2 separate regions of the Mus musculus genome follow, and region 2 is linked to region 1. A link is a contact called in ENCODE POLR2A ChIA-PET data. All regions are on one chromosome and are shown on one strand. The core of a region is the stretch at or near the end of the contact, and the rest is flanking DNA. Distances in the headings are between cores, read along the strand shown.

Region 1 (4,272 bases), core at 1,552-4,051:
TTGCTGGGATTTGAACTCAGGACCTCTGGAAGAGCAGTCAGTGCTTTTACTTAACATCTGGAGCCATCTCTCGAGCCCAGGCATAGGGACTATCACCATTTTCTATTTTAGAAAACTGGGGTAGGCAGGGTTAAGTCCACCCAGGAAGTCTGTCACCAGAGCTAGGAGGAAGTCACTGTGCTGCCCAGAAAGCAGAGGCTAGCCCTCGGAGTCCCTCCTCGAGCCTGAAGTGCTATTGAGGGTGTGCTGAGCAGTGGTGACAGCACAGTTGGTGGCTCTTCACTGTGGTGACTTTTTCAGGTTGAAGGCAAGAGCTCCATCGTCCTGACCTTCAGGCAGCTGATGGCAGAGGAGGGGCCTTGGGGCCTCATGAAGGGCCTCTCGGCAAGAATCATCTCGGCTACACCCTCCACCATCGTCATCGTGGTGGGCTACGAGAGCCTCAAGAAGCTCAGCCTGCGACCTGAGCTGGTGGACTCGAGACACTGGTAGAGAGCGGTGGATGGAGAGGCTGTGGTTTCACACATTACTCTGGGCCAGGGCAGAGCAGAGAGGATAACTGACCCTGTGAATACCACCACCACACACCCATCCTGCTCCAGGTTGTCTGTCAGGGATAAGAGAGGAGACTTTGGACTGCTCCTTCTGCAGAGGTTCTGTGCCTGGCTTCCCTCATCCCCATCATTTGATTTCCCCTGCAGATCTGGGCCCCTCACTCGGTCCTTATACTCAGTCATGGCCACAGGACCCCGTTAGCCCCTCTGGCACCCCTCTCTGACCTTCCCTCAGGCCTGGAGAAGAGCTGCTCCTCGTTTGCTTGTCCCCTGCTTCTTCTCGAGCCTCAGGCCAAGGCTCTGAGTAGCTGCCTGGGGTCTATTTATTTTTTTATGCCTGCTTATTTTAAATTTGGGACCTGAGTTGTTCACTGCTTTGTCCTGCCTTTGGGGGGACAAATCGGAGCAGCACACACTCTGCAGGGCGTTCATCTTCTAGGGGAGTTACTAGGAGGGAGGAATGCTAAGGCTTCCTATGTGTAGCTGAACATCTGTGAATGAGCCAACTCACCCTCATAGCTCAGTCTGCTGTCAGACCCCACTCCTTGGAGAAGTGGAAAACTGTGACACAGATCCCAATTCTTTATCCCCCTTCCCTGTCCCTCAGGCCCGGGAACCGCATGAGCTGCTGGCCTTCATTGGCCCAGGTGACTACAGTAGAGGGGCATAGTTATAAGTGGGTCAGACTTACTAGAGAACACTGTCCTTGGAACTTTGCCCTGAAGCCAGGTTGGGAAAGAGCCACTGGCTTGGATGTGTGTTCCTCACTCTTATCTCCTCAGGCCAGCTGAGCCAAGCCCTGGAGGTACAACGGAGGTTCTGAGCCCGAGGCAGCAGTGCCACAGGCACACCTGCCACCCAGATGAATAGCAACAGGTGTCTCACAGTGGGACTCTGGAATATGAACTATCCTTTTTTTTCTTGTCCTTGGTTGTGAAGTATCATCCCAGTCATGGTACCCTGTGCTGGCAACAGAAAAAAAAAAAAAATACAGTCAGGAAGGCACCCAAGGCCAGGTCCACCTGGTTACCAGCCTCTTACTGCCAAAACCATTGATGCTTTCCTCAGGAGCGTCCCTCTTCCCTGCCTCTACTGAGCCTGTGTTGGTGGCAGAGAGGCACATCCAGGAATGGGAGGGAAGAAAGCAGGCAGATCTTGCTCTTCAGCCTGGGAGATGCTTGGGAAATGCCATGGTGCCAAATTGGAAGGTGCTAACTGAAGCCTTCATGTTTCTCACGGCTGCTCCACATTCTTCCATCCTGACTTGACCCAGTCTCCACACACACACCTCCTACTACTCGCTGTAGTCTGTATTTGTTTCCTTCTGAGCCCTCTACTAATGTCTCAGCATTTTGGTTTGTTTTTTGAGACAGGGTCTCATATATCCCAGGCTGGGTTTGAATTCATTATGTAGCAGAGGGTAGCCTAGAACTCTTCATCTTCCTCCACCTCCTAAGTTCCAGGTTTACAGGACGCCGCCAGGCCCCACTTCCTGCACTTTATTGAGAGAGCCCTTCAATCTTGCCCATAGTCATCTGAAGGGTGAAGCCCACAGATCATTTTAAATCCTTTCGCTCCTCACCTCTACCTTAAGACCTATCAATACAGTGGAGCAAGGGCCCCTCTCAGGCTTTCACTATCAAGACCTTTGTGATTGGACAGCTCTGCTCTTTGGTCTTTCCTAACGGGGCAGAGTGTGGACATAGGTTCCTCCCACCTTTCATACCTTAGGTTACTCCTTCCCGACTTTTCTTGTCCGGTGTTTAAGCCTCTCCCTTTCTTGTCCTATCTCCCTTTCCTTCTTTCCCCTTGTGTTTGAAAGGACCTTGGATATAAAGGTAAAAGGCACCCCCGTGTCGGAACTCCTACTCTCCCAAGGTCAGGGTCTGGGATTGGCCTTGGTGAAGATGAGCCAGTGGGCGGCCATTTTTCCAAAACTGGAGACCAAAACAGCTAGAAATGTTGACCCATTGGTCAACACACAAATTAGAAACTCGGCAAGACAGGAGGGCTGGATAGAGGCACATGGGAAAGAATGCACATTCAGCATTAGCTAGAAATGGACTCGAGGAGATTAGCTGCGAATATTCACTGTTGCACTGTATGAGATCTTTGAAATGTAATTAAAAGTTTTTATTGAGCCCCTAAACTCTGGCTTTTGGGTTTTGTTTTCTGCCCTTCCCCCCCTCCCTCCCCCCGGAGCTGAGAACTAATTCCTCGTCCTCGGCCACTGCCCCGCCCCATCCGGCTCCGTGACGGGCATTCCGCGGCCTCCAATCGGAGGTCCTGTTGGGAGGAGCTGCAGGGCCAGTTTATTTTGGCGGTTCAATTTCAACATGGCTGAGGTGAGCCGAGATAGCGAGGCTGCGGAAAGGGGGCCTGAGGGCTCCTCTCCGGAAGCTGTGCCAGGGGACGCGACCATCCCCAGGGTGAAACTCCTGGACGCCATAGTAGACACTTTCCTCCAGAAGCTAGTCGCCGACAGGAGGTAGGTGGCGACCAATGGGGAGAGGTGGCGGGAGGTCTGTCGCAGGATCGTAAGTCCCGCGAGATACGCTTGGCGCAGTCACGTGGGCGACCCGCCGCGGTGGAGCAGGGCTGCTCCCCTGAAACCTCTCGCCGCGGTTTGCGGAGGAGTAGAGGGAAGGTCGGATTGCAGTTGCTGTCTTCTCCACCGTCCCGCAAGGCAGCAGCCTGGGGCCCGCGGCAGCCTTAGGGCAGCCGACGTCCTTCCCCAGAGGTCATCTGCTTACGTAGACCTAACGCGCCAGGGCGCCAGATGAGCGCAGAGCTCTGCTGGCTGGAGCGCGCGGGAGGTGGCAAGCACTGAGCTTGCAGTCTTTTTTTTTTTTTTTTTTTGAGAAAGGATTTCTCTGTAGCCCTGGCTGTCCTGGAACTCACTCTGTAGACCAAGCTGGTCTCGAACTCAGAAATGAGTGGCTGTCCTTACAGGCTGGTGTGCCAGGCCTCATAACCAGGAATGTCCTGGGCTCAGTGGTAAGAGCACTCGTTGATCTTGCAGATCTTGCAGCGCACCTACATGGTGGTTCACACCCACTTGTAACTCCACTTCCAGGGGATCTGACACTATTCTGGTGGGCATTAAGCATGTACATGGTGCAAATACATACGTGCAGGCAAAATACCTAGACATAAACATGACCGAATCAAATTAACATTTTAAAAAAAGGAATGTTAGCCGGGCAGTGGTGGCGCAAGCCTTTAACCCCAGCACTTGGGAGGGAGAGGCAGGCGGATTTCTGAATTTGAGGCCAGCCTGGTCTACAGAGTGAGTTCCAGGACAGCCAGGGCTACAGAGAAACCTTGTCTCAAAAAAAAAAGACTATAGGCTCAGTGCTCGCCACCTCCCATGCCTTCCCGCTCCAGCCAGCAGAGCTCTAGTGACTTCCACAGTGACTAGAGGAAGACTGGACATGCTGGCTTCAGGTGGACCTCAAATTCTTGCCCTGCTGTCCTTTTCGTTGGCCTGGCTAAGGCCCAACTGCCAGAAGTGCCAATCTTAGGTTTCACAATATAAAGATGCAGTCGCACATGGCCCTGCTATCTGCACTCCCCTGCCTTGTCTCTCCAAAAGCGAAATCTTTTTTTTTTTGGTCCTGGCAGTCTCCTGGACCTTCTGAAACAGTCTTTCTCTTTAGCTGCAGCAAGCAAGGGATTCCTTTTCTGTGTCTTGTGACATTTGAACCTGCCAGAAGAG
Region 2 (3,736 bases), core at 140-2,639, 140 kb before region 1:
GAGAGAGAGGGAGAGAGAGAGAGAGAGGGCACCACCACCACGCGACACTCCCGGGAGAGCATAGCCGCAGCTCGCTCGGGCCGCACGGTGCCTTAGCGCCTGGAACCTCTACCAGTGACCCTGGAGCACACTCTCCTCAAGCCTAGGCTCCAAATGGAGCCCGCAAGCAAGGTGTCCCTTCCTCAAGCTCCCCCACCACGCCCCCAGCCCGGGTAGCGCGGCCAAACCGGCCCCTACCCGCGCCACGCTCCCCGGACTAGCCCTGGCAGGGCGCCCCCTACCCGCTTCTCCCGCCTGTATGCCCCTGGATTCCGCCCCGGCCGGGGGCCCGTCCCCGGCGCCAGGCCGACCCCGAGGTCTCCCTCTCTGCTCTGACCCCCTCGGTGCGCTGCTCCCGCCCTCCTGTCTCCTCCCAGCCAGATACTACCTCCTTGACCGAGGCTTGATCGCAGATCACGATCTCCTCCTTGTCCTTGGGGGTCTTGACGGTGACCCGAATCTGGGGCCTCGTCTCAGCCCCACTCGGCTCCGCCATGCCGCCGCCCGGCCGCCCGCCAGCCCGTCCGGCTCCTCCTCCTCCTCCTCCCGGCCCGCCCGGCCCGGCCCGACTCCGGGGCCTCCAACTCCCCCTCCCGCCCCTCCCCAAGGCTCCGCCGCCCACTCCGGACAGCCGCAGCCACAGCGCCCCGGGCGGCCTGGGGGAGCACTGCAGCTGGGGCGGCCCAGGCCCGAGCAGGGTGCGCAGCTGGCCCGGGCCGGACAGCGCGGAGGGCGGGAGATTCAGGGCCGCCTGCGGCTCCCTCCTGTTCGGACAAAGGACTTTCGTTGTCGCCGTCTTATCTCCGTTCCCTGGGGTCACTTGGTTTTCTTGAGAGGCCTGGGTTCGTTCCTGGTTCAGGACGTCCTTAAGACCTCTGCGGATTCGAGCAGTCGTGGCCTCCGGGGAACCGCCCCGAGGGAGCCATTAAGGACGGTTTCAGAGACCTGGAGTTTGCCTACGTGGCTTCTCTGAGCCTTGGGAGTAAAAGAGCAAGACCCCACAGAATTGTGACTAGCGTACAATATTGCTTTAAAAAATGGTCAAGGATGTGCCTAACAGATAGATTTATTATTAGATTGCGATTGACCAGTAGGCACGAAGGCGTCCTTCGCGTGGAAGATGTTAAAAGTATTTCCACCGTTGCCACTGTCCTTGCGCTCCCGCTCTCCCCCCCCCCAACTCCACAACCACATGGTCCCACTGGAACGCTGAACTATGGTTCCCAGAATTCCTTGAGCGATCACATGAAACTACGATTCCCAGAGGCCCTCGCGCGGGGCGGGAATTGGGCCAGAGCCTCAGTAGATGGGCCCGGTGACTACAACTCCCAGGCGCCTCGTAGCTGGGCTCCTGGGCCACCGGAAGCGACTGAGGGAGAGCAAGAGGCTGCGACTGTAGGGGTGTGTTGGTGCAGGTCAGGGTTAAGAGACGCAGGCATGCTGCGTCCCAAGGCTTTGACGCAGGTGCTAAGCCAAGCCAACACTGGAGGAGTCCAGAGCACCCTGTGAGTGAACAAGAACCCAAGCAGCGAGCGCTGGAATGGGGCGGCGCGCGGCTGTCTGCAGTAGGGGTAGGGAAGAGCCCTACGCCGGGAGGTGGCTAATGTTGCAAGCTGCAGCTTCGGAAACCCTGCTTGAGGGCTTCCTCGGAAAGGGAAATGGACAGTTGATTAGCGTGTTCCTGGATTCTTGCTTCCTAAAAGCGCCAGTAGCTGGAATTGGGATAGGAACTCAGACCTTTCACTCTTCCTGAGTTTGTTGATATCCTTCCCATTCTTGCCAGGCTGCTGAATAATGAGGGATCGCTGCTGGCCTACTCCGGTTATGGGGACACAGATGCCCGGGTCACTGCGGCCATCGCCAGTAACATCTGGGCCGCGTATGATAGGAACGGGAACCAAGCGTTTAATGAAGACAGTCTCAAATTTATCCTGATGGACTGCATGGTATGGAGTAAAGTAGGCTGACTTCGAACTTGCAATGATTATCCTGCTTCTGCCACCTCAACCCTGAGATTGCAGGTGTGCACCATCGCACCTTGCCAAATAAAACATAGATATTAAAAAAGGAAGTGAGAGTACGGTGCTGGCCTATGTGAGGGTCCATCTCAGTGAAAAGGAGACATTTGTTAAAAGATCCGAAGGACGATAGGAAAGGGGAAGAGAATTAAGCCATACAGCAATCATTTGGGGAAATATTTCTAACAGTGCTTGCTATGGTGGCTTATGCCTCTAGTTCAGTACACGAGAGACTGAGGCAGGCTCTCTTCGAGTATTTGTTTTCTTTCTTTCTTTTTCTTTTTTTGTTTTTCGAGACAGGGCTTCTCTGTGTAGTCCTGGCTGTCCTGGAACTCACTCTATAGAATCAGGCTGAACTCTGAAATCTGCTAGCTTCTGCCTCCCAAGTCCTGGGACTAAAGGTGTACACCACCACCGAGCAGACTTTGCAAGTATTTCTGACAACAGCAATTGCAAAGGGCCGAGGGCGGAGTGAGGCTTGGACAAAGATCAGTAAAGATGGAGCATCACAGAATGGGAAAAGGTTGTCGGGAGAAAGGGCTAAAGTCCTCTGAAGAGTGGCAGTGTGCAGAACTGAAAAAGGTGTTTGCAGTGGGGAAGGCCCCTTGGGAAGCTCTTCACTGTCATGCTGGCAGCCCATTCTTTACACCCACTCTCATTCACACTGGGTACTGAGTCCAGGGCTGGTGTCACTGCAGCCTAGCTAAGCTCTAAGAAATGCTTTTTAAGGGACAGATGTGGAGCTCAGTGGTAGAGCAGTTGCCTAGAGTGTTTGGGATTCTAGAACCCATTCCAAGAAACACAGTTTTTATTTTTGAGTCAGAGGCTAGTATACACACTGGAGCAAGTTCTGTGAAACATCACTTCTCTCACATAGATGTGCCATGACATTTTTATTGTTATTTTCAAATGTTGACCCACCCTAATTGATCCCCATTTTGAAAAGTTACACCATAGGAAAAGAAGAGACATAAGTTGGGTTGTGTGTGTGTGGGGGGGAGTTGTTTTTACCTTTTTAAGGTTTGTTTTATTCTGTATGTATGAGTTGCTTTGCCCAGGTGGTATATATGTGCCCCATGTGCATGCATGATGCCCCCAAGGAGGCTGAAAGAAGGCATTGGAGCCCCTGAACTGCTGTTATAGATGATTGTGAGCACAGTGTTGGTGTTGGGATTCGAACTCAAGCCTACTGCCAGAGCAGCATACGAGTTGGGTTCCTGGTCCTGACCTGCTGAGACAGTTCTCGGCATTAGAGAAGAGAACCCCAAGTTCTGGAAGACTTGGTTTCCCAGGATAGCTTGGTTAGCACATGGCTCAGCTGAGGCTGGAATCCAGTTTCAGACCCCCATGTCTTAAATGCTGGGCAGAGCTCCTAGCTGAACTTCCTGCTCTGCTAAGCTTGGGAGACAATGTCACTAGGACCAGAGGAACCCTGGGGAAGGCAGGAACTAAGGATGTCAAGCAGAATGCCCCAAAGTATCATGTCCTTCCCACCAGGAGGGCCGTGTAGCCATTACGAGGGTGGCCAACCTTCTGCTATGTATGTATGCCAAGGAGACCGTAGGCTTCGGAATGCTCAAGGCTAAGGTGAGTATATTCCTCTGTTATAAACTTTCTGGGCTGTAACATCTATGCATGCCCTTGCTCTGAATAAAGGACATGGAGACTTTAATTAGGTT

The links. ChIA-PET counts read pairs that join two places held with the same protein, here RNA polymerase II (POLR2A).
Region 2: POLR2A ChIA-PET joins it to region 1 with 16 read pairs in embryonic stem cell. The contact joins the promoter of Lamtor2 here to the promoter of Pmf1 in region 1. POLR2A ChIA-PET finds 5 or more read pairs at or near these places in 4 of 5 experiments (Patski and embryonic stem cell).

The regions. Positions count from the first base shown.
Region 1 is chr3:88,408,926-88,413,197 of GRCm38, reverse strand. Pmf1 (polyamine-modulated factor 1) reads left to right here and starts at 2,801. Exons shown (of 5, transcript NM_025928.4): 1 at 2,801-3,042. The coding sequence starts at 2,891. Slc25a44 (solute carrier family 25, member 44) reads left to right here. Exons shown (of 4, transcript NM_178696.5): 4 at 301-2,704. The coding sequence ends at 492.
Region 2 is chr3:88,550,604-88,554,339 of GRCm38, reverse strand. Lamtor2 (late endosomal/lysosomal adaptor, MAPK and MTOR activator 2) reads left to right here and starts at 1,389. Exons shown (of 4, transcript NM_031248.4): 1 at 1,389-1,544; 2 at 1,823-1,985; 3 at 3,555-3,644. The coding sequence starts at 1,477. Ubqln4 (ubiquilin 4) reads right to left here and starts at 624. Exons shown (of 11, transcript NM_033526.2): 1 at 428-624. The coding sequence starts at 535.